Linked DNA regions of Homo sapiens: all the other regions are linked to region 2. A link is a loop called in an ENCODE intact Hi-C map of the cell type or tissue named here. Cell type or tissue: dorsolateral prefrontal cortex. All regions are shown on one strand.

What was found. A loop is a pair of places that touch in the nucleus more often than their neighbours do. Peaks named below come from ENCODE experiments on the same cell type or tissue, not always from the same donor. Only the 100,000 strongest peaks of a DNase experiment are listed, where the experiment ranks them.
Region 1: a loop joins it to region 2, with 2.5 times the contacts of the local background. A loop is called at or near these places in 2 of 110 quality-filtered maps.
Region 3: a loop joins it to region 2, with 12 times the contacts of the local background. A loop is called at or near these places in 7 of 110 quality-filtered maps.
Region 4: a loop joins it to region 2, with 6 times the contacts of the local background. A loop is called at or near these places in 19 of 110 quality-filtered maps.

The regions. Positions count from the first base shown.
Region 1 is chr1:63,069,660-63,077,659 of GRCh38, reverse strand. No RefSeq gene overlaps it. Among named protein-coding and RNA genes, the nearest start is that of LINC01739, 61 kb to the right of the region's middle. In dorsolateral prefrontal cortex, a CTCF peak has its summit at 3,444 (motif pointing right); a DNase peak (open chromatin) is centred at 3,449; H3K4me3 peaks cover 1,102 bases; H3K27me3 peaks cover 1,796 bases.
Region 2 is chr1:62,838,322-62,846,321 of GRCh38, reverse strand. ATG4C (autophagy related 4C cysteine peptidase) reads right to left here. Exons shown (of 11, transcript NM_032852.4): 10 at 4,775-4,894. Among named protein-coding and RNA genes, the nearest start is that of ATG4C, 58 kb to the right of the region's middle. In dorsolateral prefrontal cortex, CTCF peaks have their summits at 4,345 and 4,551 (motif pointing left); no DNase peak of the experiment used is centred here; H3K27ac peaks cover 1,569 bases.
Region 3 is chr1:62,984,911-62,992,910 of GRCh38, reverse strand. No RefSeq gene overlaps it. Among named protein-coding and RNA genes, the nearest start is that of LINC01739, 24 kb to the left of the region's middle. In dorsolateral prefrontal cortex, a CTCF peak has its summit at 3,227; no DNase peak of the experiment used is centred here; H3K27me3 peaks cover 1,049 bases.
Region 4 is chr1:63,144,459-63,152,458 of GRCh38, reverse strand. No RefSeq gene overlaps it. Among named protein-coding and RNA genes, the nearest start is that of LINC01739, 140 kb to the right of the region's middle. In dorsolateral prefrontal cortex, a CTCF peak has its summit at 3,217 (motif pointing right); a DNase peak (open chromatin) is centred at 3,178; H3K27me3 peaks cover 370 bases.

The DNA.
Region 1 (8,000 bases), 230 kb before region 2:
TATAGCCATGAGCTTTTGAGAGAAGTGAGTGGTCTTATTTGTCTTTGGCTACTCCAAACCTGGTACAGTGCTAGGAGCATGAATATTAGTCTTCCTGGGCTGTCATAACAAAATACCATACACTGGATGGCTTAAACAACAGAAATTTATGTTTCCACAGTTCTAGAGGTTAATAGCCCAACATCAAGGTGCCTATAAGGTCAGTTTTGGGTGAGGGCTTTCTTCCTGGCTTGCAGATGGCCACCTTCTTGCTGTGTCTTCACATGGCTTTTCCTCAGTGCCTGTGCACAGAGAGAAAGTGTGTATGAGCTCTCTGGTGGCTCTTCTTAAAAGGACACTAATTCTGTTGGATGAGGGCCCCACCCTTATAGCCTCATTTAACTTTAATTATTTCCTTACTCCAAACAGAGCCACACAAAGGTTAGGACTTCAATGTAGCAATTGAGAGGAGGCAGGGAAGGACATAAGCATTCAGTCCATAACAGCATGGTAGGCTTCAGTGTTTTCTGAATGAATGGATGAATGAATGATTCCACTTAACCAATAGTCTTCCTTTAGCATCTAGTCACTGGGCATTTGTCCTTTTTTTCATCTTCCTTTTCCCATGGGTGAGGCTGTCTTGCACCCCTTCTCCAGTTGTAAGGCCCATGCATCCTTTAGCATCCAGCTAACACAATGCTGTCTTGGGGAAACCCTTTCTTATCTACATGCTCTCCTGCACCCTCCAAAGCCTGAACTAGTTGCTCCCTCTTCTCTTCTGGAACACTGGATTCCTCCCTCCGTTAGTGTACTGATCACAAATAAGTATAATTTTTTACACACTAGACCATCTCCCACACTGTTCTGTGAGCCCCTAAAGAGCAGAGACTGGTAGTTGTGCAGTAGCTGGCACCAGCATGGGGCCTGACTCATCTGGGTGTTCAAAATGCTGAGATAAAATAAATAAATGGATTAATAGGTCTTCAGGATTGTATCTCTTTTTGACATGTTAGTCTTCTGTGTATGTGCATGTGTGTGTGCTCCTATATTTGATATTCAGTTCACCTATAAGACTGGGGCTGTCAGTAACAGCAGGAGGATCGGAACACTCATTATGCTTGTCATTAAAGCACATTCAAACTCAAAACATGGAGGCAGTCGGTCTTGTTCCCTCATCTTTGCTTGATTCATTCTCAGCTAAGATGCCCATCTGGCACCTGCAGGCTTGATGTTGTCTCTTCAGAATCTGAGCAGTCCTCCAGGTTGGCAGGAAACACACCTATTCAACACTGTATCTCCAGAGCTTGGCATGAGACTTGGCACACAGTAAGTGATTACTAAAGATTTGTTGAATGACTGAATTAACCTACCAAATCCCTACAAATATATATCTCCAAGCATCATTTTAAAAGACTCTAAGGCTTTAAAGAGGAGGCGATCATACTTTAAAGAGGAAGCATCATAGAAGCCTTGACTTGGAAGATACTCATGTCACCTATGATTGGCCCTGATTCTAAACTATGCTATTTCAAAATCTTTGAGACAATATGGTTATTTCTAACTCAAGAAGATCTCTGGGAATGGAGAGCCTGCAGTAGCATCGTTGGCATGAACTCAGGCTTTGGAGCGAGAGAGACCTGGGTTTGACTCTCTCACTAGCTGGGTGATCCCGAATAGGACACAATTCTCTGAGCCTCAATTTCCTCATTTTCAAATTTCATAGTTGTAGCGATAAAATAATGTAAAATAAAACTACTCAGTTAAAAAAAACTATTCTTATTAGTTAATTGCTTTACCCTTAGGTAGAACTAATCTTAATAGTCCTTCCATATTCACTTTTAAAATTCAATAACTATTTATTTATTTATTGAGGGTCTACTCTATGCCACAAAAATATATTCTAGGGAAAAAGGTGTTTTGTTTTGTTTTATTTTTAATAGCAGAGACTGAGAATGTCTTTGGTCAGTACGGATCTCATAGAATCCCTGAAGTACTTCACAACATCTTGTCTATGCACCTCCTAATAAAATGAAAACTCCTTCCTTCTTGGCTACCATAGAAATCTTGGTCCCATCTCCCCTGTCTATGATTCTTTTCCGTTCCCCTGTTATCTTGTGCATCCATCTTCTCATTCACCTCATTTATTCATTCATCAAACTTACTGAGAATCTACAATATGCCAGTACTGGGTGAGGTTCTAGGAATGCACGTTCAAATAGGATCCTTTGTGCCCTCAAGGGGCCACAGACTAGAGAGGATAAAAGGTAAGGCAACCATTATGATACAGTGCAACAAGTATCAAAAAGAAGGCAGGTGGAGGATACATTGGGAATACAGAAGAGTATCATCAAAGTGAAGCCCAGGTGGAAAGTGGAGGAGACGGCGGGAATGTCCAAGAGGACTTTTCTAGGAAGGAATGTCTAAATACACTGACTTCTGAAGGGTGAGTATGGTTTTGGCAGGCAAAGAAAGATGCTCTCGGTAGACAGGCAAGATGAAGAGCCAAAGATGACAAGTATGTTATTTTCAGTTGACTCATATAAAATCACTGATATTCAGCTGGTTTTGACCTATACAAATGGTAATTTTTCATATAGCCCTCCCAAATAGGTCAGTCTGGCTAGAGTATATGTATGCAGAGTGTGTGGTGTGCACATGTTGGTGAATGTACTCAGATGGCCACGGGTATTGAGGATGGGGAGGGAGGAGGGAAATAAATAAGGCTGGAGAAGCAGACAGAGATTCAATATAGAGCTCTCTGGTGCTCTATATACTTGTCCACGTTAGCGTATCCTTATTTAACTTCCAGCTCTTTGAGGTCTTGGTCTGGGTCTGCATCTATTGTAGAGCAGGCTCACAGTTCTGTGAAAGGAATGCATGTGTGGCTGGGGACGTGGTGTGGCCTCACCTCTGCCCAGGTGTGCAGAAGGAAGGACCGAGCAACTCTCTATCGCAGCAGAAACTCAGTCAACACCTACTGGTGGTGTGGAATGAAATTGTAGGGTTCTAGACCAATATAAAGCATGTGTGCAGGTATCCGGGCTCAATACGGGACGCAGGAGCCCGGGAAGAAGGCGGGGTAGCCATGGCAGCGGCTTTTCCTATCTGCTTCTGCAAAATCAGCTAATTCCCTCGCCTCCATCAGCGGGCCCTTGGCAGAGGCCGCGCGGGCTGGTAGCGCGGTCCTGGCAGCCGCAGTGTGGAGGTGAACCCCATGGCCTCTTCAGTCTATTTAGCAGGCTCTGAGATGTGTAAGTACATTATCTGCAAGGCTGGTAAAGAGCGCTTGGGGAGGATTTGTGGGTCTGTGGGAAGGACAAAGAAAAATGTTTTCTAATAAATTATTCACCATCTCACAATCCCTTTTGGGCAGATTGTTGCTCCGTTTGCCCTGGCTGCTCAGCGCCTCTTCCCTCGGCATTCAGATGCGCGGTTTCTCACCTCCAGAGAGCAGCAGAGATCTCGGGCAGGCTGCTGCGGCTAATGGTGGCAATTAATAACTTGTCATAATCCCGAGGATGAAAGGGAAGGCGCCCCATCAGCAGGCGGGTCATGGCACTGCTCAGAAGCAAATGAGGTGCAGGTGTGGCCTCCGCTAAGCGCTGTGCTTGCCACCCGGTGCGCCGCGGTGCCAAGCCCAAGACCCGGAGCGCCAGCGGCCCGGCTCCGCTCCCAGGGTGCGCACGGCCGGGCCTGGCCCCCTCCACGTTCGCCCGGCTAAAGGGGCGTCCCAGGAACGCGGCCGTAAATCAGAGCACACGGCACAGAACCTTCCAAACACTTAATTGCACTCTGTGAACATAGTTAACTCTGGCAGGCCCACTTCGCTTGGCTTTGTTTTTGTTTTTTTCCCCAGATGTGGTAAGAATTGCACACCTCAAATCTACCCCCTCCCCCACTCTTCCGCGTTATCCCCCTTTAGAAGAGAACGTGGTTAAGGAAGCAGCCAGTGTGCTGCGCCTGAGTTGGTCGGCTCTCAGTTCCCTGGTGGACTGGAGGACACAAAATCCTCGTTAGGGTTTTGTGAAACAGCCCAACAAGAGTCACTGATTTCCAGACAGCTCCAACCCAGTTGCCTTTTCTCTGGTTTCCATTCCTGTGGGTCAGTTCTGCTTGAAATGAACCAAGTTTACAAATCTCTTCTGGTTTGTACACTCCTATTATGCATACGAGGTGATGCATTTGTAACTGTCACACAAGTCAGGGTGATACAGCACTCTCATCTGACCCTATTCATTTAAATGGGTGCGTCTTGATGACATTGATTCATGTTATAAGTTATATCCATGCATTATAATCTTTATGTGTCACCTTACTGGTTATTTCTACTACAATGCAAGTGGGGTGGGGGAGACACAGCAAATGATGGTGTGAAGGATTTGAGAGTGCTTTGAGCAATATGAAGTCCATATAAACTCCAAAGCTTCCTAGATAAGTTTATTATGTGTCTGTATCTTGAGAGAGGGAAATTTACATGCAGAACGGTCCTGGGCAAGGTGTCTTTTGCTGTAAATATTCTGCTGACTAACTTATGAATATTTGGAGAATGTGTGCTTCAAATGCATATTGCACCAAACTAAAGGGGTAAGTAAACATGATTATGCATGCATGTAAGTCTTTATCAAGGTGCGGTTAATAATGTTTTAAAGCAGAACTATTTCTCATGAAAATAGCTGCTCTTAATAGCCTCTGTCTCTTTATTGTGCTTCTTACTGAAACATAAATCACTAATATGTTTTCAGCGGCAAAGTACTCTCTTTTTCCATTGTATTCACAGATTTAGTGGCATTTCAAATAGATAAACACAAGCAACATCTATCAACACTACAAAAAGGGCGCCTTAATCAAAGCTCCGGGTCCCGGGTCTCAGCATCTCCATTTACCTTGAGATAAATCCATTGGTGTGACCACCACTGCACCGGGTGACAAATCACCCCAGCCGGCCGAGCAGCGCAAGGGCTTATTGGCCTTCCTTTAAGTGGTCTTACCCTTCAATGAAAAGGATGGGGCTTGTCAAGCAGGACCAGATTAAAGTTAGACAAAAAGAAATGATCTGTTATTAGAAAACTCCGATTGAGAATCACAAAACAGGAAAGAAATATGAATAAAAATTTCCAGGGGGAAGACCATCTGATCCCAACAGAAATTAACTCCCATTATGAGCACAAGGTAATAGATGGCCTGCAGTTGGAACTAATGAGGATTTTAGATTAAGGAGGTGTGGGGCTCGGCTGGGGGTGTTAGCAGCTGCTCTGGGTATTCAAGTGAAAAGTTCAGAAATGGCCTGGGTTCCTGGCTTCCTGGACTGGGTGGTGGTGTTCAGGTGGGGCATGGAAATTACAAGCTCTTAGAAGCGAGGACTCACTCACGAAGGCTTGGATACTTCACAGAATGTTAACACTGGCAGGACCCTCTGGGGACAGGCTGATCTCCCCTTGTTTGAGAGAAGGGGACACTGAAGGCCAAATGAGGAGAGTGGCTTGCCCAGAGTCACTAATGGTAGGGCTGAAGTCAGAACTGAGACAATCTGTCTGCTTCCAGTTCATTATGACTCCATTATTTGCCCTAATCCTTGGAGATGATGTTGTTCTGCCCATGAATCTAAGGATCTCGATTATCTTCCAGTTAACTGGAAAGTGAGCAAGAGAGAATGGAGTCCCATGGTTAGTCAGTCTTCTTTGCATAGTCTTGAGTTAAAGCCTGCTGCTTATACAGACAACAGTATCTCATGCTTGTAGGTTCTTACTCTGTGCCAGGCATTGGCTCTGCATTCTCATTTAATCCACAGATAGCTACCGTCATCCTCATCCCCTTTTTACTGACAGAGATACTGATACTTAAAGAACTTAAGCAACCTGCCCAAGATTGAATAATAAATGGGAGAGCTTGTTTTTGTACCCAACCAGTCTATCCTGAGAGCTTATGCTCATAAACACTGGCTATATTGTTAGGCAAAGACCTGTGTTTCTTGTGAGAAATCTTGTGCAAACAAATAAAATGTAATAAGCAAAATATACATGATAACATATACACATAAGGGAGTGAAAAGTTGGATGCTAAGGGAAAAGCATGAGATTTCACTATCCAGATCCCTGATATAAATAAATAAAATATTCTGATTCCCTCCCAAGGAAAGGATTAGAAAACCAGACTACTAAGGGTTAGATGTGCAATTCCATGATTTTAAAAAAAAATGTATAGGCTATAGGAAGATACATAGCATGAGTATCATAAGAAAGATAGTACAGCATAGTACAGAGTGTGTTTAGAAGTCTATGGCCCTGGGTTCCAATACCAACTCTGTCGTTTCTAGCCCAAGCAATTTCCTCTCTTTCTCATTTTAGTTTCTTGTATATCTGAATCTTGAGCAAGTTACATAACTGATCCATGCCTCAGTTTCCTCATTTGCTAACCAAGGAAATAACTTCCCCCTCACAGGTTGATTATGAGGATTAAAAGAGATGATGAATGTCAAGGACTTAGCAGAGTTCCTAAAGGACCGTAAGCACTTGGCGGGCCCCCAGTCTCGGAGAGCTGAGAGGAACTCTCTGAAACAGCCCCACCTTGTTCCTTGTGCAGGATCATAGGAAGGGCTGACCTCAGTGAGGATGCTGATCTCAGAGATGCTGAATGGAGTGGCCTTGTCCATACTCTGCCCAATGTCTAGTGAACACATAGAAATGCAGTTAAAGCTGGGTGTGGTGGCTCATACCTGTAATCCTAGTACTTAGGGAGGCCAAGGTGGAGGGATCACTTGAGCCCAGGAGTTCAAGACCAGCTTATTCAATACAGTGAGACCCCATCTCTAAAAAAATTTAAAAATTGGCTGGACATGGTGGTGTATGCCTGTGATCCCAGCTCTTGGGGGACTGTGGTAGGAGGATCGCTTGAGCCCGGGAGGTTGAGGCTGCAGTGAGCCGTGCTTGTGCCACTGCACTCCAGCCTGGGTGACAGAGTGAGACCCTGTCTCAAAAAAACAGAAAAAAGAAAAAGCAGTGAAACTCCTGGGTGTTGAAACCTCCAGAAAGATAAACACTCAGATACTTAGAGATTGCCAAGTTTTTCACTGACTTATTTCAGGCCTCATGTTTGGTGGATATGGACAGAGATTCTTAAATCTGAAAGAAGGTGCACGAGAAAAAGAAATCATAGAGACACAGCTAAGGAAATTAAAAAATTTAAAAAAAGAATCTCATCTCCATATTTGAGAAAGCCAAACCAATATTTGCCTATCCAGTGAGTTAATAGGTTCTTTGGATATAGTGATACAATGAGATGCCACATGTATCAGCTGAGTCTATTGTATTTCCCTGGGGGCCAAATTTGAGAAAACAAGTTTGAAGCCAAAGTTGGCCATTGCTATATTTGGTCTGTAAGCATATTCTATAGTTATGATGGCATTTATGGAGGCTATTGTGTCAAGAGCTTGTTTTTTCTAATTATTTATGCAAAGAATCAATCTGGGTAAAAGAATGTTTTACATTCATTCTAACCTCAGAAATTTGTAGCTAATAACATCAGGGGAAGCATTCTATGCCAATTACTAATGCTTCCATTTATCAACACAACAGTAAGTGCATATTCTCTGTGTTTAACTGTATAACTCAATCAAGCTTAAAAGGAAAAATATATGAAACATTTCTAAGGTCTAAAATGGCTCAAGCATGTATTATGTTTTATTTTTATTTAAAGGCACTAGAATTGCAAGGCAATGGTGATAGATAATTACAGGCATGAGTTGATATATTTTGCATTTGTGTTTGTGTCTAAATACCTACTGCCTTCTTGATAAACTTCAATTAATATGCTTTCAAGTACTCCAAATGTAATTTTCTGATTAAACACAGACACAAGACACCACCAACTCATTAATTTTACATAGATTGAATGTTAGTGTTTGTTATGCAGTTTAATGTGAGAAGGAGGACATCCAAGAGTCATTTTGTATTTAATATGAACAGATATATATTTTTGATTCAGACTAAGCCAAATCCCCAGGACATAAACAAGGTGGTGACTGA
Region 2 (8,000 bases):
GCAACCAGTAAAGAATGAGAAAAACCAAAAGAGTTTGGTGTCCTGGAAGCCAATGTGAAGAAGGTGTAGGAGGGTGAAGTGGATGTTCACCTACATCAAATGCTTCTCTTATGACAAGTAGAATGAACTCTGAGATTCGACCAATGGACTTGGCAACGTAGGGTCATTAGTGACCTTGAAGAGGAATTCTGGTGGAGTCATAGGGATGAAAACACTCACATATTTGCTGACTAAATGAATCACCATATTAATGAACTATTAATTTGTTCCCCTGGTCACCTAGATGTAAAACAGACTTGTCTGTGAGCTCTCTCTTTCCCTCACCACTTTCTAAGTGGCTGTCTTACTGATTCTACCTTTGGGAGGCTGACACAGGAGGATCACCTGAGGTCAGGAATTCAAGACCAGCTTGGTCAACATGGTGAAACCCTGTGTCTACTAAAAATACAAAAATTAGCCAGGCGTGGTGGTGCACACCTGTAATCCCAGCTTCTAGGGAGGCTGAGGCAGGAGAATTGCTTGAACCCGGGAGGTGGAGGTTGAAGTGAGCCAAAATCGCGCCCCTGCACTCCAGACTGGGTGACTGAGCAAGACTCCATCTCAAAAAAATAAATAAATAAAAATAAATAAAACATATACAAGTTCTAAATGTGAAACATAAAACTTCTGGAAGGAGTATAGGAGAATATGTTTATGACTTTTGCTTATTAAAGATTTCTTTGATACAAAATTCAAAAACCATAAAAGTATTATTAATTTGACTATATTAAAATTAAAGACACAATTAACAAGTAAAAATAGCGGCCTAGAAGAATATATTTGTAACGTATAAAGCCAACAAAGCAGTAGTATCTAGAATTGTAAAGATTTCCTTCATATCAAATAGCCCTATAAAAAAATAGAGAAAAAGAATGAATGGGAAATTCACAAAAGAGGAAACAAATGGGCCAATAAACTTTGATTAAATATTCAACCTTAGTATCAATCAGGGAAATATAAATTAAAACTACAAAGAGGTACTATTCATATCCACGAGATTGGTTAAAATTTTAAAGTTTGACAATATCAAGTGTTGATAAGGATGTTAAGAAATTCTTATATACTGGTTGGCATGATCACTCTGGAGAGTATTTAACAACATACAGCAAACCTAAAAATATGCTTATCTTATGACCCAGAAATTCCACTGTAATGTATCTAGTATATCTAATGTAACCCTACTTAAAGTATTATATATGCACAAAGAGATATGTACAAGAATATTATTTAAAACATTATTTGTAATTAAACAAATATAACAAGGAGTTTTAAGTTCTCAGAAACAAGCCAGATGACCATCAAAGAAAGAAAGTTTAAATAAAAAGAGTGTATTACAGAATGGACCACTATTCAGCTGTTTAAATGAATAAGCTAGATCAACATGTACGGTTACATAGATAATCTCTAACTCACTGTTAAATAAAAATGTTGTAGATGAATATATATCTCTTTATATAAAAATATCATTAACAAAAAATTTAATAAATGTAAGATAATATGTGTTGTTTATGGATATATAAAGTATGGGTATGATACACTAATTCAGGATAGTGATTACCACTGAGAAGGAAGAAAAGGAATAAGATTGGTGGAAGATAACACACTTATTAATTATATATATAACTTTCTTAAGCTCAGTGGTAACACATGGGTATTTACTATATTATTCTCTATATTTCTGTATGCCTGAAATTTTAAAATTAATTTAACAAAATCAACATATTACTAAAGTACAACTTCTTCAGCTTTAATTCAAGACTCTCCATAGTATTATTCTAATCTACTTTTCTAGACTCTTCCTTCAGTATTTCCTATAACAGTGTTTCCCAAAACTCAGAGACTTATATACCCCTTTCACTATCATGATTAATGAATATTTTTCTTTTCATCATTTTTAACCTAAATAGCCTTGTACAAATCAATAAGTCACACATTTAATATGCCAGTTAATGTTAAGTATTAAAATGTTTGTCCTAGTGCCACCTAAAAACAACATCAAGTGTCACATCTTGGGTTGCCCTGTCTTATGCAAGTGGTTCTCAAATTTGGCACACAAGACTGTGTGGGAGGCTTGCCAGAAATGGAGACTCCCAGGCCACACCTTTAGGGATTTTGATTCAGGCAGTAGAAGCAGAAACCCTGCCTAATATGAAGCCTTGGCACCTACCAAGTTGGACTACTTGCCATTCTCTAGACAAACTCTCCACTTTCCTTCTATACTTTTCCTTTTGGTATTTCCTCAGCTTGAAGTAACCTTCTCTTTCCCTAAGCCAGTAGAAATTAAGCCTATACTTTAAAGCCCTTCTTAAATATGACCATCACAATAAAGTACTTTGACTTAGATGTGACATCTCTCTCATTTCAACCCTCTTCTTTCCTCTATCAATTTATTTCTATTTCCATATGGATGCTTACCATATTCAATGTAATATATGTCTACTTGTCTTATTTCCCCTACTGAAGTATAAACGTTACTTGAGGATGGAAGTTTTACACCTTGTTCAAAAGCAGAGATTGTATCTTGGTCATTTTGTGCTCTGTATATGATAGTTATGCAGATACTTGCTAGACTGAATTCTGCTAAACACTGAATTGGTTTAACAATTTTTATTAATATTTTAAAATCATATAGCATAAGGAGTTATTCGTTCATAGGGTATTACGAATTAAACATGAGACTCTAGACTACCAGCTTCATTTTCAAAATGAGAAAACTGAAAAGATACATCTTATACAGAAACAAATAATTTTAAGTTATTTTAATTTTTAAGGGTTAAAAACAATGATTGAACTAAAACTGCCAAATTCAGTTTTTAAGAAAAAAAGGCAAGTGCTTAACTTATAACCTTCCAGGCAAAAGAAACTGTGTCATTAACTGACATGGTGAGTTTTTGATACTGCTACAAAAAGCTATTGACTTAAGAAGAACACTATTATTAAAGCAAAGTTAATTGATTCTTACAAAATTCTCAGTACTTCCAAAAGACATTTCAACATAATTTCTCTTTGCCTTAATGCATATTATTCTGATGCTCAAGAATAATAATTTCTAAGTATTTTTCCAATGTAAAAGCCATAAGTGTCTTTAATTAGAAAATATCAGCACACATTTTTTAATTTTGCTTTTTTTTTTAATTTGGTAATAATAATCTGGTTTGTTTCTATTCCAGGAGTAAACTGCTTTACTGTTTTAAACATATTTATTTTCATCCAGATAGAAAATACATGAATGGAAACAGGGAAATGGGACTTTTTAATGGAAAATGTTCATCAACATCAATAAATATCACAATATCACCTGTATTTGTATACTTTAGCATATACATGATACTTTGTAGAGACAAAGAACTGTCAAACTAAAATATACAAATGCATATACTAATTTCCAGTAATAGGAGGAAAAATGAAAAATATATATTTTGTTATGTTCACCTGGCCTTCCATGTTGAAAAAGGAGAATGAAAAGAGAACAACTGTGAGAAATGAAGAATATGGAATGGTTCCCACATATCTCATTTGTTCCTTTCCTCATTCATTTTCCTGCCACATTCCTGCTAAATTTCCTCTTTCATATGGCAGGTCAAGTAAACTAAATCTAGCTTATATGAAACGTTTTATTTTTTATCATTCCATTTTTACATTGTAAAAATAAAATTTCAACTTACTATGTCCACTTTCCTGAATAAAATTAACTGGAAATAAAGCAGTAATAAGTTACTATTATATATAAGTTCCAGTGAAGAATTCTGAGGTCAGGAGTTCGAGACCAGCCTGACCAACATGGAGAAACCCCGTCTCTACTAAAATTACAAAATTAGCCAGGCATGGTGGCACATGCTTGTAATCCCAGCTACTCAGGAGGCTGAGGCAAGATAATTGCTTGAATCTGGGAGGCAGGGGTTGCAGTGAGCCGAGATCGCGCCATTGCACTCCAGCCTGGGCAACAAGAGTGAAACCTAGTCTCAAAAAAAAAAAAAAAAATTCCCAAAAATGACGAGTATTGGTCTTACATACCATAAAATGATAGCCTAACTACTGGTACAAATAAAGAGCTATCAAACTATGTGTATTTCTTTAAAAAGCAGTCTTTTTTTATTTTCTAAAATACTACATAGAGACAGATATTAAGGTTCCATAAATGTTTTAGCAGTACTCAAGGACCAAAAAAATGTAGAAGTATAAATGTAATGAGAAGAAGTTAAATAAACCTCTTTCAAGGATCCTATAAGTAGAATAGATCAGATTAGACAAGCTTACTGAAAGGTAAAAACACAGCTCATTTGATAAAGCAGTTCTGAGAAATCCAAAAATACCATTTCTCTTTTTAAAAAAATCAAAGAAGCACTTGGACTAACAAGAAATAATGCACAATTTGGCTTGATCAAATACTTCATTAATTTTTTTCCTACCCCTAAGGGATTGCCCTTTTAAAATCTTCTTCAAATAGAATATAACCTAATTGCTTGGACCGGTCTAGCGTTTGCAACAGGATTTTTATTTCAACAGTGCCACCTAGTGGACCAATCAATACTTTCAACTTGTCACTAGATTTCATTTGCCTCAAACGCTAAGATTCCTCAAATGGCTTTATTTTTCAATTCACAATACTCCTAATAATATTAACATTCAAGAGGAAATTTTATAAAAAATTATAATTTACAGGTTTTTGCTTTCTGACAGTCTGTTTCTAATAAAATTAGGTCATTTACAAATATAATATTTTAAATAAAGATACCTTGGTGATTTCTTCAGAAGCTCGTTTGAAGTCCTGAACATTTCGACAGTAAAATCCTATTGTACAGCTGGGATCCATTTTTCGAAAAGACATCTTTTTGGGAGAAGGGCAGTGGAATGTCTGTAATTTTTAAAGTTCTTTAGGATTAATTTATCTTTGATAGACAAGTATATATAAAACTATTATTTAAAATTTTCTATCTAGCTTTTTCCCATCACTATAAACATGATTTTCAAATGGTGTTTTAGTTCATCCTACGCAGATGGTCCTCTCCACTCTGCAAAACTGTAAAATATAAGAGCCAACATTTTTATATATTTAATTCACCAAATTTCAACCTTTTGTGATATTAGTGCCATTCTGCAAAAGAAAGGAAGTGTGTCAAAAGTGGTATGCATTTCTAACACTTGAAAACATGAAAAAGACATGAAAAAAGTATGAGGCTTAGAATCAAGTTAGCCATTTCTATTAAAATGCAGTTAAGTCTGTTTTGTTGGAGATTTTGGGTTAATGTTTATAAACCTTTTAACAAGGATATCGAGACTTTTTAAACAAATACACAGACTCAGGTAAATGTTCTATATTGACATAAAAAGAGGTCAACTTGAGGGTTTTAGCAATTCACACAATTAGTACATAACTGCGTATTCTTCAACTTTCTCTTTGAGTGTGCTTTAATTCTTGTTTCTTCTCAGGGAACAGGCTGGAACAGGTGAAACCATTCCATTATGGTCCCTGCCCTCTTTCTCATCAGTCCTTTTGTCTCTTTAGTTCACTTTTCTCCAATAGACACAGTGCCACAGATATAAATGGGCTGGGGAGGCTGCCCTAGTTTCTCTACTGTCTTGCTAATGGATTTGGCTGTTAGTAGAGTTTGGCATCTTTAGGGAATACAAAAGTAGAAAAAGGGCAGAATATAAAAGTAATCACTGCAATCTTTTTGTTCCTCACAATCACACCTTAGTACTATGTTTAAAAATTTTTTTAATGCTTAAATGCTTAGCCTGTCCTTAAAAATCACTGAAGTGACCAAGTCTTTTTCTGTATGTAGAAAAAATAAGTTTGTGTTAAAAAGAACATAAGACTGTATATTCATATTTATATAAATAAACTAAGGATATACAAAAATTAACAAGTCTGTGGTAAAGGGAGAGAACTGGGCAGATGGGAGATAAGTGTGGGAAATTTTTGAATTAAAGAACAAGCTCAATTAAGAAATAATCTAGGAGCTGGGTGCTGTGGCTCCCATGTACAATCCCAGCTATTCAGGAGCCTGAGGCAGGAGGACTGCTTGAGCCCAGAAGTTTTGAAGCTGCAGTAAGATATGATCGTGCCACTACACTTCAGCCTGGGCAAGAGGGCAAGACTCCAACTCCATTAATGGGAGGGGAGGGGAGGGGAGCTGGATTTGAGCTCATAAAATTATAGTTTCCCTACATTCAATGCCTAAAACTAAGGGATTTTTAACTTCATGCTATCTATTAAAGTGTGGAAAAAATAAGTTGTCATATTTGTTATGTTCATGGTGAAATCAATTAAAATCACTCTTTCTCTCCCTGTACATCCTAGTGACCCAATTTGTATCCCGTATCATCACCAAAAGATATGCAAAATATATACATTCAAGCTGCTTTTTTTTCCAATGAAAAGTTCAACTGCATATTAGATTCAAATCCAACAATATGTCACTCAATATAGGGCAAAATATGAGTTTTCAAAACTATGACTTCTGCAAAATGCTTAGCTAACTTACTTTATATACTGAGATTCAACCTAGCTAAACTGGAACCTCCATGGCACTAGTCAATACAAGTATAATCTTAGTTGGACTTTTTCTAACATTGATCTACCTGTTACATTAGCAAAGAAATATTTAAAACAGAACTAGAAAAGCACAGAAAAGCTAAACAAACTGGTTAGTTAACAATTTACAGGAATATGAGTATATTAGGGTATATGGCACAGTTCTAAGTCATATTTATAAGAAATTATTCTACATACATGGTATCTACAAATAACCATTTGCCCAGCTCATTCGAAAGACAATCACAAGGAATGTTTCTTAACTTTTTTACCAGTTGGGGATAAGAAGGAGGGCCAAAAGCTTGTACATGGTCTAATAATATATTTTTGAACTCATCTACAAAGGGTATTCTATATTATACTAAAGCACTGGTAAAAGTTTTCATGTAAGAACTTGAGTCAGGCTCATGCCTGTGCCCAGAAATTCAGAAGGCTGAGGTGGGAGGATTGCTTGAGGGCTGAGGTTTGAAACCAGCTTGTGCATCATGGCAAGACCCCACCTCTAAAAAAAAATTTTAAATAGCCAGGTGTGGTGGCATTCACCTATAGTCCCAGCTACTTAGGAGGCTTAGGTGGGAGAATTGCGTAAGCCCAGGAGTTTGAGGTGCCAGTGAGCTATGGTGGTGCCACTGCACTCCAGCCTGGGTGACAGAACAAAACTCCATCTCTAGAAAATAAAAATTTTTTAATTTTAAAAGGCTTTTCATGTAAGAACCAATAATACTAAACCAGAATAGTCTTATTACTATCTCACTGTACTGACTACAACCATCATAGATAATAACAAACACTAAATTGTTATTCATGGTTGTTTTAATATCTACAAAGAACTTTTAAAATATTCACAAAAACACAGATATAAATCTCTGATCACTTAAACTGATATTGGGTATTGCGGCATGAGCACTAGGACTCATACAACAGAGAGGCATTTTATATCATTTAAACTTTTTTTTTTTTTTTTGAGATGAAGTTTCACTCTTGTCGCCCAGGCTGGAGTGCAGTGGTGCGATCTCTGCTCACTGCAACCTCTGCCTCCCAGGTTCAAGCAATTCCTCTGCCTCAGCCTCTCGAGTAGCTGGGATTACAGGTGCGCACCACCACGCCCAGCTAATTTTTTTGTATTTTTAGTAGAGACGGGGTTTCACCATGTTGGCCAGGCTGGTCTCAAACTCCTGACCTCAGGTGATCCACCTGCCTTGGCCTCCCAAAGTGGAGGGATTACAGGCGGGAGCCATCATGCCTGGCCATTCATATCATTTTGTTCATCCAAGAAGATTCAAAGGCCAACCAACATGAATTTACAATTCACAATCGTTGTCTATTGCAGAACAAGTTAAACTTTCAAATATTTTCCTAATTCAGGGCTATGTTCACTTCGTGATAATTTTTGAGCTATGCACTTAAGATTTTTTTTAATTTT
Region 3 (8,000 bases), 150 kb before region 2:
ATCAGGATGTGGAAAAACTTTGTCAGACTAAGAAGCTTGAACTTTATCCTGAGGAAAATAAGGAGGCATTAAAGGTGGTTGATCAGGACAGTGACTATTCCACTCTTTCTAATCATAGGTGCACCAGAACATGAACACCCCCAGAGAAGCTTAAAGTGACCATAGCTGGGTAATGGAATACAGCCATCTTCATCAGGTTTATGCGGATAGGGCAACATCTTGTTTGGAAGTATCATTTTTTGGAAGCATTGTAAAGTGACAGTAGGTGGAGGAAGCTGCTAGCCAACAGACTAGGGAGGACAACATCCCAGTAATCACAAACAAGGGCAACAATATAGCTGTGGAGATTAAGAGGAAACAGGCAGATCTTGAGGCCATGGTTGGAGAGAGGATTACAAAATATGTAGGGATCTTGAAACTCCTGGAGGACAATCGGAAGCCAGAGACAAGGACGAAAGTCAGGACTGATTGATCTCAGTGGCCAGTGAAGGAGGTTTAAAGGAAAAGGAGTTTTTTGCCTTGTAGACTGTGAGGTTAGAATGAGAGACCAGGCTTCCCTATTCAAAAGAGAAGCAGAGCTTCAGGATTAAATAGCTAGAGAGATTTGATCTGCAGCAAGGCAAATGTGGACGGTGGAAAGGCATAGAAATAAATGAAAGTCATGAGAACCCAAGAATTATGGGGAGGAGAAATGAGAAGAGAGGAAGGGAGGGCTGGGGAGGGGGACAAAGGAGAGGAGAGGAGGAGACTGACTTTGCACTTAACAGAAACTCACTTCAACTGGTTTAAACCGAAAAGGGGCATTTATTACAAGGTCACAGGGATATTTCATGGAACCCAAAAGGGCAGCCAAGATTGAAAGAAGAATGGAACCAGGAACTGGAGAGTTGTCCAGAACTAGCAATTACTCTCTTTTCTCTTTCCCTCTCCAATGCCACCTGCACTCTCTTCTCTGCCTCTAAACCTACTTTATTCTTGGCTTTCTCCACTATGCAGACACCTCTGAATGCATAGAGGAGACAGCAGGGTTACATCTTTGCATGCAAAAGACCAGCAGAAACTAAGTAGTGACCCTGAATCCAATTCCAAATGTCCAGGGGAGAATGCATGACTGGCCTCTTATCTAGGTTTAGGGTTCTCCTGGATTCCATCAGCCACAGGTGGGAGGTGGGGGTGGAGGGACATGGTGTAAATATGGCTCCTGAGCTCCACTCCCACGCGAGAAGGGCAGCTTTGAAAAGCAGATCCCACAGAAGGTATAGACCAACCAAATCAGGCAGGAGCCGTGAAACCCTACCATGTAAGAAAGGACTGAAAGCATTGCAGCTGTTTGCTCTAGAGAAGAGAAGGATCTAGCAACCATGAAAACAGTCTTCCGGTAGCTGAAGAGGTGCCTGCAGATGTGTGCATGATTCTGTAGGGGATGAGGTGGCCAATTCAGCAGAGGAAGGAGAAGCATTCTGCCAGGGAGTGCTGCCAGTTCTGCAGTGGACTGTTCTGGGAGCAGGAGCCTCCCCCAGGTGCAAGGGGAAGAAGAGCTATTAGTCCCTTAGCAGCAGGTGTTTTAGAGTGGGAATTCCAGCCCCGAGGGAAGTCACATGCATGACTCACAGGCTTCTTTCAAAGCTAAGGTTTTGTGATATTTCTTCCTAATCCCTCCACTCCCGCCCCACCTCCTCCTGTCTCCTCTCTCTTTTATTTTATCCAGTCACCACCTAAATCAGGGGCTTCTATTTGGAGAGGACATTGGGAAGCCCAGGAGTGTCCTAAAATTAGATGCAAAATTGTAGTGGGGAGAGTTAGGACATACATGTAGATTTCTCAGAGAGAGGGTTCAGTCAAGGGGACCATGACCAAGAAGAGGGTGAAAAGCAATGACTGAAAGAGAAGTGCTTTGAAAGGCAGCTTACAATACTAGTGAAATAGAGAAACAGAGATGGAAGTAGGAAATACAACTCAAAAAAGGAGAAGTCAGATATATTTTCTGAATACTAGTATCTAACAGCTGCCATGATTAAATTTCAAGTTTACTTTTGAGCTACCTGGCAGCCAGAGAAACCTAGTTTGTATAGCTATGAGAAGCAGCAGTCCATCAAGAGCAATGAAGCTATTTCTAACCCTGACTTCTAAAAGAAATTTCCCTTCAAGCCAAAAATATCATAAAAGTAAATATAACAATTATAAAAGTAGTAACTATTATATTAGTATAACTACTATAAGTATTATAGTATTAATTAGTATAACTACTATATAACTATTACTATTACTTTTATTACTATTATCACTATTACTATTAATTCAAAAGTAATAGTAATTACTGTTTATTCAGAATTACTTTGTGGCAGGCACGAAAGTAATTTTGTAAAGTAATGTGGCAAGCACATTATATATACTATTTCATTCAATCCTGACAGTAATCTATTAAGTAGGCACTATTCTTAAACCCAAATTACCAACGAGGAAATTGAGGCACAGCAAGGTGGACAGACTTGTGCCTGCATTTTCAGAGTTGGTAGAGAGGACACCCAAGCTGTGCCTGCCAGACCCAAGGGTCACACTCTTAGCCACTATAAATAACACAAATCTTTAAAAAGAAAAGGAAAGGGCCGGGCATGGTGGCTCATGCCTGTAATCTCAGCACTTTGGGAGGCCAAGGTGTGCAGATCACCTGAGGTCAGGAGTTCGAGACCAGCCTGCCCAACATGGAGAAACCCCATCTCTACTAAAAATACAAAAAATTAGCAGAGTGTGATGGCGGGCCCCTGTAATCCCAGCTACTCAGGAGGCTGAGGCAGGAGAATCACTTGAACCTGGGAAATGAAAGTAGCAGTGAGCAGAGGTTGCGCCACTGCACTCCAGCCTGGGCGACAGAGTGAGACTCCATCTCAAAAAAATAAAAATAAGAAAAGAAAAATATCACCTGTGGCCCATACCCTCAAGCAGCTTTTAATCTAGCTGGGAGTAAAGACGTGCACAAACAAAACATTAAAAGTAATAACTTTACCATCTTTGAGAATCTACAATGGTGGCTTTATTTTGGCTGCTTTGTATTATATGGGCTTTTCCTCGATTTTCCAAACAACGCTAAGAAGTATGTACTGTCGCCCCTCTGTTACTGAAGACTAGTCCTATCTGGGTCAAGTTCAGACTGCTCCACCTGGCTTTCAAAGTCCTGTATAATTTGGGATTTTCTACCCAACATAATTTTCCACCACTGCCCCAAAGGAGGCAGCACATACCAAATGAAAAAGCATGGAATTCCATCCAGACTCTACCACTTTCTCGCTCTGGGACCTTGAGTGAGTTGCTTAGCCTGTCTGAGCTTCTAGTTTCCTCAATCTATAAAATAAGAATAATGACGACTACTCTTCAAGATCTTAAAAGAATGCAAGATTTAAGAATAAGAGTATATTATGCAGGGATCACAAGACAATTTGAGGGAGGGAGGAAGGGACCAGGTAAGAGAGGCTCCAGTAGTGATATGGTTTGGCTCTGTCCCCACCCAAATCTCATCTTGAATTGTAGCTCCCATAACTCCCACGTGTTGTGAGAGCAACCCCATGGTAGAAAATTGAATCATGGGGGCAATTTACCCCATACTGTTCTCCTGGTAGTGAATAAGTCTCATGAGATCTGATGGTTTTATAAGGAGAAACTCATTTCATTTGGCTCTTTTTCTGTCTCTTGTCTGCTGCTATATAAGACGTGCCTTTCACCTTCCGCCATGTTTGTGAGGCCTCCCCAGCCACGTGGAACTGTGAATTTATTAAACCTCTTTTTTTTTTTTTCCCATAAATCACCCAGTCTCGGGTACGTTTTTATCAGCAGTGTGAGAACAGACTAATACAGGCAGTGATCTATGTATTCATTTCTTCATGCAGTCAGCAGACATTTACTGAGTCTCAATGGGCTTACATCTGTGTTAGGCACCAGAGATCCAAAATGAATGTGCTTGGGGAACTTGCAGTCTACTGGGAGCAGATGGGGGCATGTTTAAATAAGGACAGTGCCTTGCATAGTGAAAAGTGGGTAGTGATGAAGGTCTGGAACGGGCAAAAGTGTGAAGAGAGAGAGTGTATGAGCAAAACTTTATTGGAAAAGCTGACAAGACTAGGTATCTGAGTAGACTCATGATGAAGGAAAAGATGAAGAAAAGTCTGGGTGGTGGAAACCGAGATAGGGAAGTTGGTTTGATATGGGATAGCTTGAGTTTGAGGTGATGTGAGACATCTTTGTAAAAAATACCCAGTTGGCAATGACATGGACTGGCACTGGGGTGTGAAACAGGACACCTAAGTTTAGGAATAAGGACTAATATTGTGACTATTGCAGTCATTAAAATGGCGAGCTTTCTGAGGAGTTGTATTAAGATTGAAGAGGAGACAGACAGTTTCATATGCATCAAAACTAACAGCAAGCTTACCTTTTTAGCAAGTGTTAAAGGCATGCTACTGGGCTATTTGATCTATGTCCTGTTCTTAAATTTCTGTACCAATATGGGTAATATCAGTGCTTTGTCAATAAGGACACCCTTGGAGGCATGAGGAGGAGGAGGAGACAGCAAAGAAAGGGAATAGTCAGAGAGGCAGGAGAGAAGAAAGGTGATTAGGAATTGTGCAATATCCCAGGAGTCATTGTCAGAGAGACAAGAAGATCAAGGCAGTAGCTGAAATTTTTATTTATTATTCATTTATGTATTCATTGTTTTGTTTTTTGGGTTTTTTTTTTTTTTTTTTTTTTTTTTTTTTAAGACAAGGTCTCGCTGTGTCACCCAGGCTGGAGTGCAATGGTGCAGTCATAACTCACTGCAGCCTTGAACTACTGGGCTCAAGATGATCCTCCCTCCTCAGCCTTTCACATAGCTGGGACCACAGACATGCGCCATCACACCCAGCTAATTTTTTAAGTTTTCTAGAGATGGGGGTCTCACTTTGTTGCCCATGCTGGCCTCAAACTCCTGGGCTCAAGCGGTCCTCCCCGCTTGGCCTCCCCAAAACTTGGAAGTACAGGCGTGAGCCACCATGCCCAGCCAATTTTTTTTTTTTCTTTTTTTTGAAACAGAGTCTTGCTCTGTCACCAGGCTGGAGTGCAGTGCCACAATCTCGGCTCACTGAAACCTCCGCCTCCCGGGTTCAAGAGATTCCCCTGCCTCGAGTAGCTGGGTCTACAGGCGTGCACCACCACGGCCTGCTAATATTTTGTATTTTAGTAGAGAGGGGGTTTCACCATGTTGACCAGGATGGTCTTGACCTCCTGACATTGTGATCTGCCCGCCTCGGCCTCCCAGAGTACTGGGATTACAGGTGTGAGCCACCGCGCCCGGCAATTTCTTTTTTTTTAAGGATAAGAAAAAGCAAATTTTCTCCAGCAACAAATCAGAGAGAGAGAGAGAAAGAGCCCTATTTGTAAAGAAAACAGTGAGACTGTCGTGGGTTACGGAAACTGTTAGTAAGGACAAAATGGAGGTAGTTGGCATAAATGGCTGGCCTGAGAAATCCCACAAAGAAAGGAGAGACACAAAATAGGGGGTAAATGGGTCATCAGGGTCAGGTAAACGGTTGTTTTCAACTGAGAGAAATCTCCTCCTTTGAGAAAGATGTCTTAATGTGGGGTACAGGGAATGTTCTAGAACCTACACCCAGTAGGCTCAGTCTTCTTGTGCAAGATTAAATCAGGAAGCTTCTGACCGAAGCACATGAAAGAGAAGTATTCTTAATCCTGGGCAGTAAGTTGAAGCTTGACAGTAAGAACTCTTGGGGGCCAAATCTTCATAGTTATTTGTTTCTCTTGCCAGACAGCAGGAACAGAGGGGAAAAGGGAGGGATGGTGATCTGGGTTTCGGGTTGACACCTGTCTGGAGCAGTACTGAGAATCTGGAGTGTGGGCACAGTTAGGAGTCCAGGCTGGAGGGTGAGAGCTTCAGGGGGATGGATGCAGTCACTGGAATGAACTCGATGAAGAAGGAGGTTTGAAGATTGTAGTCTAAGGGAGCTTCATGAGGACTGGAGGGAATTGATGGCTGTATTAGTTTCCTTGGGCTGCCTTAACAAAAGGTGCAAACCTAGTGCTTAAACAACAGAAATTTATTCTCTCATAGTTCTGGAGGCCAGAAGTCTGAAATCTAGGAGCAATAGCTGCTTCTAATGGCTCTAAGAGGGAGCCATTCCTTGCCTCTTCCACCTTCTGGTGGCTGCAGGCGCCCCTCGGCTTGTGCCTGCGTAACTCTAGTCTCTGCTTCTGACTTCATCGCCAGAAATCCTTTGTGTGTCCCAAATCTTCCTCTACTTTTCTCTTATTAGGAACAATTGTCATTGGATTTAGGGCCCACCTAGATAATACAGAATGATCTGATCTCTATATCCTGAAATTAATTACATCTGCAAAAAACCCTTTTCCCAAATAAACTGGATTTCCCTAGTTTCTTATGCATCAAAACCAACAGCAGGCTTATCTTTTAGCAAATGTTAAAGACATGCTACTGGGCTCACTTGATCTATGTCCTGTCCTTGAATTTCTGTACAAATATGGATAATATCAGTGCTTTGTCGATAAGTACAGCATGTTCCATCCGCTGCCACCTAACTCTTAACAAGCTATCTGAGCGGAGGTGCTTGTGTGAAGGTGACACTTGCCCTCACCAATGTCATCTAAGGAAATACCCATCTTCCCTTAAGTGTCTCTCCTCCCTGCCTTCACATATCAGTGCACTATAAATGATGATGAGGAGGGTTTGTAAATCAAGAAAAAGGCCCTGTTTTCAAGAACTCCTTAATTAGGTAGGATGGATATGGCATCCTAGTTCATTTGGACGGGACAGTGGGGAACCGTTCCATCTCCTGGATGTCCCCACCTGGGTCCTGCAGTGTTCCCAGGGTGACTGCTCTGTGTAAGGAGTTTATAACTTAGCTTCTTATTCCTTATGTCAAGATCGATAGGAATATTGTGCAGGTTGAGTCCATTACCAGGTTTTACAAAATGGTTTGGAGATTCAACATGGAATTAAAATTTCTGTTTAATTATTTATACCTCACCTTGTTCTGAAAACAATTCAAGGTTCCTTGTCAGATTATATACAGTAGATCAGGGAAGAACAAATTAGAAATTGATGAGAAAAAAAGATGTAGGACTTGGAACCTGAAACTGAGCCAGGAGTGAGACTGTAACGCAGCAATGCATACCACAAAGTTCTGTCTGTTCACAATGGGTGGGATTCACATTTGGGATCAGACAGCTCTAACAACCAGTGCAAAAAGAGAAACCTGATCAGTCACAGCATTTACAGCATCCAAGAGACAATATGCCCACAGGCCGAGTTCTTAGGAGAAGCCCAGTTAATCCTGAACTGAGAAAGACAGGAATTTCACCCAGGGTTCCTCATAATGAGGCTACTCTGTGATGAAATAAAGAGCATTCCAATAAAATGCCCACAGAAGTGATGCCTTCTGTACAGGTCTATTCCTTCGTAGAAATTTGCAGCATCAACAGCCCACCAAAGGGGAAGACAATAAAAGCAATTCTTTGTGGGTCAACATGATGTAACCAACACAGTGCTGGCCTGGCTTAAATTAGAACTCAACTTTGGGGAAGGTTGACAGGTGGAAAATGTGGCTGGAAGAGAGAAGTACTGACTTTACGTCCCATTCCTCACTATTTAATATGTTGCCATGTGGGACGGTGATAAGAACTTAGGCTTTAGATGGAGATAAAAGTGAATTTGATCACCACCACTTAATAAGCTGTGTGTTCTTGATGTATCTGCACCTCGGTTTATTCATCTATACAATGGGCGAAAAAATCCTTTTCCTTGTGAGTGAAAGGCAATGTAGATGCAGTGCCCAGCACAATGACTGGAACAGAACAAGTGTGTGATAAAGAGCAACTACAAAGCCTTCTGTCATGTCTTCAGGTGGTATAATCACCTTGGACAAGGTGAATTTCTTGGGCCTCAGTCTTACCTTCTGGCAAGGTATTGTAGAATGGGTATTTCTTGAATTCCTTTT
Region 4 (8,000 bases), 310 kb before region 2:
CATATGGCACCCAAAGCCTACATGTTTACTATCTAGCTCTTTACGGAAAGTGTATTGACCTCTGGTGCAGAGGAAAGAGCATTAAAAACCATGGAATCCATTTTGGGGTTGAAGCCCATCTTTTCTAGTTACTAGCTCTATTACCTCAGGCAAGGTGACATTCTTTCATTCAATGAACACTGATTGAGATTTTCTTGTTTCCAAGAGATTGTGCCTGACATTAGAGATGCAGTGGTTTCTGCAGTTGAGGATCAGCAATGCCTACTTTGCTGACTTATTGAGAGGATTAAATAAAGTTAGTATTCAAAGTGCCTAGCACATAGTAGTTGCTCAATAAATGATTTTTGAAAGTCTACCAATAACCATTCTACCCTATTTTGGAAGGAAATAGAGGTGGGATGAAGAGAGGCAGAAGGATGAGCTGATGGTTAACTGGGAGTTAGACTGGTGTCTCAGGTGGTGGTATGTTTAGAAATCTAAGGGGTGAGAGGGGCATTGAGAAGGCAGGGGAAGGGAAGCAGAGACAAACAACTTCACAGTTTTGCTCCAGGACTGTTTTGTTCAGTTGTAAATTTCAGTGGGAGCCAATCTGGGGTGACACGTGGTTCCTTAGTAATAGCCACTAGTCAAAATAGCTAACACTTATTGAGCATGTGGTAAGTGCTGGGCACTGTTTAAAGTGTTTTATGCAGCAATCATAGGAGATATTGTATATTTATCACTCAAAATCACATGGCTTATAAGTGATGGAGCCAGAATTTTGAGTCATAGATATTCTGATTCTGATGCCTTTAGCCATTATACCAGTACCTTTCAAATTAGGGTCTAGGGTTTCATGGATGTATTAATAGGGGTCCTAGAGTTTTCTAGAAGAGCTTTTAAATTTAGGGCTTCCATTTTAATGATAATCCTACAAAGGAAGAGAAAAACGGCAGTAGAAGCATATTCTGAACACTCAAATTACCACCTTATAACCTAATATTGCTCTGTGGTACCTCTCTGTGAAGGCATTTGTGTTTAAATTAGATGACTTTAGTGGGCTAATGAGGAAGGAATGGAAGAAGCAGACCTAATAAGAAAATGATGTGTTGACACTATAGGAAGGTCAAATTATATTACCGCACATCTAAGGGCAAAGGTTTCATTGCAATTCTAAGAGAAAAACAGGTGGGAGAGCCGAGTCATCTCATAGCATTGAGGGCTACTGGTATGCTACACAAAACCTGGACATGTTTCAAATGGCAAGCTAGTTTTAGCAAAACTACTGCCACTATATAACTTGAACTTCATTAGCTATGTGGTTTGCTTATATTTAATTTATAAATTTGCTCTGGTTTTATAAATTGTACAAAAGCTATGTACATAAAGGGATTTTTAAATCTAGTTGTTTAAAACTAAATTTTATTGCATTTAAGTGACATTGTGATAAAAATAATTTCAGCGATTTTCCAAATAACTCTTTATTCTTATGTGCTCCTGCCTTATTTCATAATGTAAAGCTTCATTGAATGGGGGCACTCTTTAAATTCTTCCCTAAGTGTTCAAAATAATAGCCCAAAGCTGGAGAGAAGGGAGGAGAAATTTATCCCTTTAGTGTGTGGATATCCTGAGGTTATCTTTTCATGCACAGAAATATGTCCAAAAGAGAAGAATACTGATACTTCAATATGGTTATGTAAATGATTATCCTTTTTCTTTCTAATGTTATTTCAGATAATTCAATTTCCATTTGTCTGATTTTTGCTTACCAGTGAAATTCCTTCTCATCAGGGACTGATGCCTGTGCTTCTGTCTTCAGAATGGTTCTTGGCTCTTATTTACCCAGAGAAGCAGAGGGGAAAGGAACTATCAGTCCCCTCCATCCCTCCATACTGAAATTGTTACATTTATTTATAGTCTATCTCCCCCACTAGAATGTAAAGTCCATAAAGGTAGGAATTTTCTTTCATTTATTTCATTCAGGGGTTCTAAACCAGGGGCAGTTTTTCCCTAGGCAACATTTGGTAAGGTCTGGAGACATTTTTGGTTGCTAAGACTGGGGTGGGACTTGCTACTGGCCGTTAGTAGGTAGAGGCCGAGGATGCTGCTAAACATCTGACAGTCCACAGGACAGGATCCCTCCCCATCCCCAGCAATAAAGAATGGAGTTCAAAATGTCAACAGTTCTGATGTTGAGAAACCCTCTGTTCAAAAATAGTGCCTGGCAAATGATAGAGACTTGTAAGTATATTTTAATAACTGAAAAAATAATTGGCATATGCCATGTGTCAAGGAGTATGTTAGAGGCTTTTTAGTGTAGCAAGACAGTTCGTTGAGATATTAGTTTAGTTTTAATTTCCACTGTATTTTTTCTGGTCCTGCTTCTAAGTTGGTGGCTATTGGGCTTTCGCTGTCCTCAAGCTGTGAGATAGGGCTGAAAAGTGACAGAAGAAAAGTTCTCTGCTTGTCCTTGTGAAGGGAAAGTTACTGTGATTGTGGGGTTCGTCCTTGTGAAGGGCAAGTTACTGCGATTCTGTGCCCTTATGGAGATGGGGGTGTGAAGTGGAGTCCCTATAATGACAAAGTTGAATTTCTTTCCAGCCTGAAGCTGGATTTATTTTAATAAAATATTATGCCATTTATTGTATGCCTAAATTTGTAGAAAAACATTTATATATGTTATACATTATTTGATTTAAACATTCTTAGGACAACCATACAAGATAGGTATTATTATTCCCATTTTATAAATGAGAAAACTGAGATTTAAAAAGATGAATTAACTTACTTCAGATCATATGTATTATAAACGAAAAAAAATCAGGATTTGGACCTCATTCAGTCTGACTTCAAACCACAAACCAAGACTGCCTTTCTGTGAATGAAGGAGGCTTATGGGTGAAGGGATAAACCTGAGCTTCCACACGGTACAAAACTTTCCTCCTAGACTATCCTCTTTCTCACCAGAGTAGCTTTTGCTTCTAGAGATTTTTTCCCCCCAGGTGTACTGTTGATTAATACTAGCAACTACCCCACCCAAGGCAGGGAGCTCCCAGAAACGACTTTCAGGTTTTATTTCCTGTGTCATCTCTGATCCTTTAGTAGTGGCTACATGTATTGAGAAGGACTCTCAGGCTGAGTCTGGGCTAAGCTGGCAACAGAGCCATCATCAGTTAGTTGTGTCTGCTGCTGGGGCTAGTAGTGGCACACATTCCTCACATTTACATTCCCTGTGCTGGGCACTAGGGGGCAATCAAAGACGAATAAGGTCCCCAATGGAAATATCCATCCTTCAAGATTCAGCTCCATTTCCAACACCTCCAGAAGCATTTCTGATATCTCAGCTTCTCTCTCTTTCCTATTCCTGGAGCCACTGTATAGTAGGTGAGACAGAGAAATAGAATAGTATACATGAAACTTAGCACTGCTGCAGGTTAGTACTCTTCATGTATGTATCACTTCCTCAGCTGCACAATAAAACCTTAGAGCTCAGTAGGATGTGCTCATGGAGTTCCACATCTCTGCCTGGCCTAATGCAACAGGCATTCAATTAACATTGGATTAGCCCATAGTTAAATTAATTAATGAATGAGGTGTGATGCTACATACCAGGACTTTTTATTCCTATTGCATTGAGGGACATACATATAAATACATGATCCTCACACTAAGCAATGAATGCCTAGCATAGTGGGGGACCTCTGGGGCCTGTTTTAGTACCATGGTCAGCATCTGTTCTGCCTGGTTGGGGTTCTTTGCCACCTGTAGTTAAGTATTTTGAATATCTAGACTGAACATTTCAGTCGAAAAGTGAAACCACCCCCAGAAATCATCACCCCTCTTTTCTGCTTCATTCATCTCCTAGCACTTGTCCCTATTTTACATGCTCCATATTTTACTTATTATTTTATTGTCTTTCTCCCCCTCACAAGGGGTAATAATGCAATGAGGACGGGACTTTTGTCTTTTTCAATAACTGCTTATTTCAGTTATCTATTGAGTTGCCACATAAACAACCCTAAATTTTGTGGCATAAAATAACTATTTCATTATGCACACAGATTTTGTGGATTAGGAATTCAGACAGGGCCCAATAGGTATATCACTTTTCTATTGCTATGTAATAAATTGCCACACATTTAGCAGTGTAAAATATCATATATCTAATATCTCAGTTGGTCAAGGGTCTGGGCACAGTTTAACTGACTTCTCTGCTCAGGGTCTCACAATGTTGCAATCAGGGTGTTAGCCAAGCTGCATTTCTTGCTGGAGCTGAGGACCTTTTTCAAGCTCACATCGTTGTTGGCGGAATTCAGGCCCTTTAGGTTGTAGGACTGAGGTCCGTAATTTCTTGCCAGCTGTAAGCAGGGGCCCCTCTCAGCTTCCAGAGATTGCCAGTAGTTCATTGCCATGTGGCCCTTGCACAACATGGCAGCCTCCATGGCTGGCAAAAGAATCTCTCTCCTCAGGAAGGGCCAGTACCTCTTTTAAGGACTTTCACCTGATTAAGCCAGGCCCACCCAAAATAATCTTCCTATTTGTCAACCCAAACCATCTGATTTGAGCCTTAATGATATTTGCAAAATCCCTTCACCTTGCCATACAGCATAACCTAAGCATGGGAGTGATATCTTATCATAGTTATCATCCTCCCACCCCCCACTCAAAAGAGAAGGAATTACACAGGATATGAATGGGGGGTAAATTCTGGGGACAATCTTAGAATTTTGCTACACTAGAAGAAATGTCTTATCCCTGCTTCAGATGATGTCTTGGGGGTCCCGGATGGAAAAAATTGAATGACTGACGGCTGGAATAGTTTGTGAGCATATTCACTCAATTTTCTGGCCCCTGGTCAGAGAGGACTCAGAGGGTAGGCTCACTGGGACTGAAGACCAGAGGCCCCTACGTGTGGCCTCTCCATGTGACTTGGGCTTCTCATAGCATGGAAGTTGGTTCTGAGAGAAAGTGTCCCTAAATGGATCATCCCAAAGTGAATATGTCAAGAAATTAGGTGGAAGCAGCAGGACCTTTTAAGATCTCACCATGGAAGTCACATAGCATCATGTCCATGCCTCAAGCCTACACAGATTTCAGAGACATGGACCCTGCCTCTCAATGGGAGGATTGGCAATGAATCTATAGCCATTATTTTTAAAGAACTGCCACATTGTTATTTCTCTAGTAAGTATGCAATAATATTTGTGGCGTGAAAGATTTGTCTAATTCAGACTAGGATAGGATTATATCAAGGGAAACTATCTAGTGGAGACACATCTCAAATGATGAATGAGTTGAGTAGGCAAAAGTACAGGAAAAATATTTAGGCAGAGGGAACAGCACATGCAAAGTCGGAGAAACATGAAAGTACTGAGTACATTAGGGCAACTACTTCAGTATAGCTAGAGCATAGGGTGTGTGTGGAGGAGTGGAAGGTGATGAGCCTGGAGAGATGGGCAGGGGTCAGGTCATGGAGAAACTTATGGGTCATGCTGTGGAGTTTTCCTGGGATAGCTGGGAAGCCACTGAAGAGGGCCATGAGTTCAGGTAGGCATTTTAGAAAGGTTCTTATGTCTGCAATATACAGGATCAATTATAGGTAGAGAGCACAGCGATGAGGCTGCTATAGTAATTCAGGTAAGAGATGATAAGAATGAATTGTGGCCTTTGCATTGGAGATGGAGAAGAGAGGACAGCTTCCCACATGAGAGTCTCATTCAATAATTTTAGCATTTCTTTACTTTTTTTTTTTTTTGTCTTCATTGCAATCTGAATTCTTGTTCTTACTATTCATCACAGAGTATGATGCTCATCTGGAAAGCATGAGCCTTGAAACTCATTGGTATAAGTCAGGCATGGTGTACAGTGCGTCTGAGCAATACTCCCTATACAATCTTTACAGCTCAGCTTAGGGCTGGCTCCCTTGGTGATCAGTGTTGGTGATGAGATATAAATACATTGAGATGAAGCTACAACAGTCACCTTGGCTTGGGATACAGCAAGGAGATAGAATCTGATTCCTGCTTTGCTTGTGTTCAAAGCGGCATGACATATTTGTACAGCAGTGTTCTCTCTGGAGTGTCAAGTGCTTAATAAATATCACCTCTGCACATTTTTGCAAATCGAGCCAGTTGAATCCCCAGGTTTCCAGTCCTTTTTGCAGAATTTCTGAGATGAATAAGCCGCTTCTATTTCTTTTTCCCATTAGAAAATTATAAAAGGGCTGGTCTCCTTCAGGACTAGGACAAATTCTTGACTCCTTGCTGCTGATGGAGGGACAAGGACCATGACCCTTTTTATATTAATAATTGAGAAACCAGCCTAAGGGTGGGAGGAAGTCTTACTAGCTGACAAGTAGGGAAGCCCAGAAGAAAATTTGGATTACACAACATCCCATCTCAAACAACGAATGAACTTGTCATCTTTGGTATCTAAAACAAATATATTTTGTTTAATATGTGTTAAGGAAAATCTAGACACTAAGAATTCCCTCCATTCAGTTCAACTAATATTTATCAAGCACCTGGCATATGGCGAGCATTGTTCATGGTGAGTGATTGATAACGACAAAAATACCTACTCTAGTGATGATGCTGACATCCTAGTGAGAAGAGCAAATAATAAATAATAGTCATAATAAATAAATTTTAACTAAAATTATATGCATGTAGAAGTCATACATAAACTAATAGTATGTTAGAAGGTGATATGTTTTGTGGAAAAAATAAAGCATAAAGCTGAGTAAAGGAGTTTGGGAGGTCTACAGAGCATGGTTTGCAGTCTTAAATAGGGAGATCATGGTATGCTTCTTAAAGGATCTCATTTTTGCTGGGCGCAGTGGCTCACACCTGTAATCCCAGCACTTTGGGAGGCTGAGGTGGGCAGATCATGATGTCAGGAGTTTGAGAACAGCCTGACCAACATGGTGAAACCCCGTCTCTACTAAAAATATAAAAATTAGCCAGGCGTGGTGGCAGACACCCGTAACCCCAGCTGCTTGGGAGGTTGAGGCAGGAGGATACTTGAACCCAAAAGGTGGAGATTGCAGTGAGCCGAGATCATGCCACTGCACTCCAACTTGGTGACAGAGTGAGACTCCGTCTCAAAAAAAAAAAAAGATATCTTTTTTTTTTTTTTTTTTTTAAGAGGGAGTGTCGCTCTGTCACCAGGCTGGAGAGCAGTGGCACAAGCTCAGCTCACTGCAACCTCTGCCTCCTGGGTTCAAGCGACTCTCCTGCCTCAGCCTCCCAAGTAGCTGGGCCTACGGGCTTGAGCCACCACACCCGGCTAATTTTTGTATTTTTAGTAGAGACGGGGTTTCACTATGTTGGTCAGGCTGGTCTCAAACTCCTGACATCATGATCTGCCCACCTCAGCCTCCCAAAGTGCCGGGATTACAGGTGTGAGCCACCGCGGCCAGCCCTCATTTTTACTTTAAGCTCCATTCAGATGCATTTGAATGAAGGAATCTTTACTTCTTCTTCTTTTTTTTTTTTTTTTTTTTTTGAGACAGGGCCTCATTCTCATCACCCAGGCTGGAGTGCAGTGGCACAATCATGGCTCACTGCAGCCTTGACTTCCTAGGCTCAGGTGATTCTCCCACCTCAGCCTCCTGAGGAGCTGGAACCACAGGCATGTGCTACCACACTGTATTAGTTTGTTCTCATGTTGCTATGAAGAAATACCTGATACTGGGTATTATAAAGAAAAGAGGTTTAATTGACTCACAGTTCTGCATGGCTGGGGAGGCCTCAGGAAACTTACAATCATGGGAGAAGGCACCTCTTCACAGGGTGGCAGGAGAGAGAATGAGTGCTGAGCAAAGGGGGAAGTCCCTTATAAAACCATTAGATTTTGTGAGAACTCACTCACTATCACAAAAACAGCATGGGGGATACCACTCCCATGATTCAATTATCTCCACCTTGTCCCACCCTTGACACGTGGGGATTATTACAACTCAAGGTGAGATTTGGGTGGGGACACAGAGACAAACCATATCATGTGCCCAGCTAATTTTT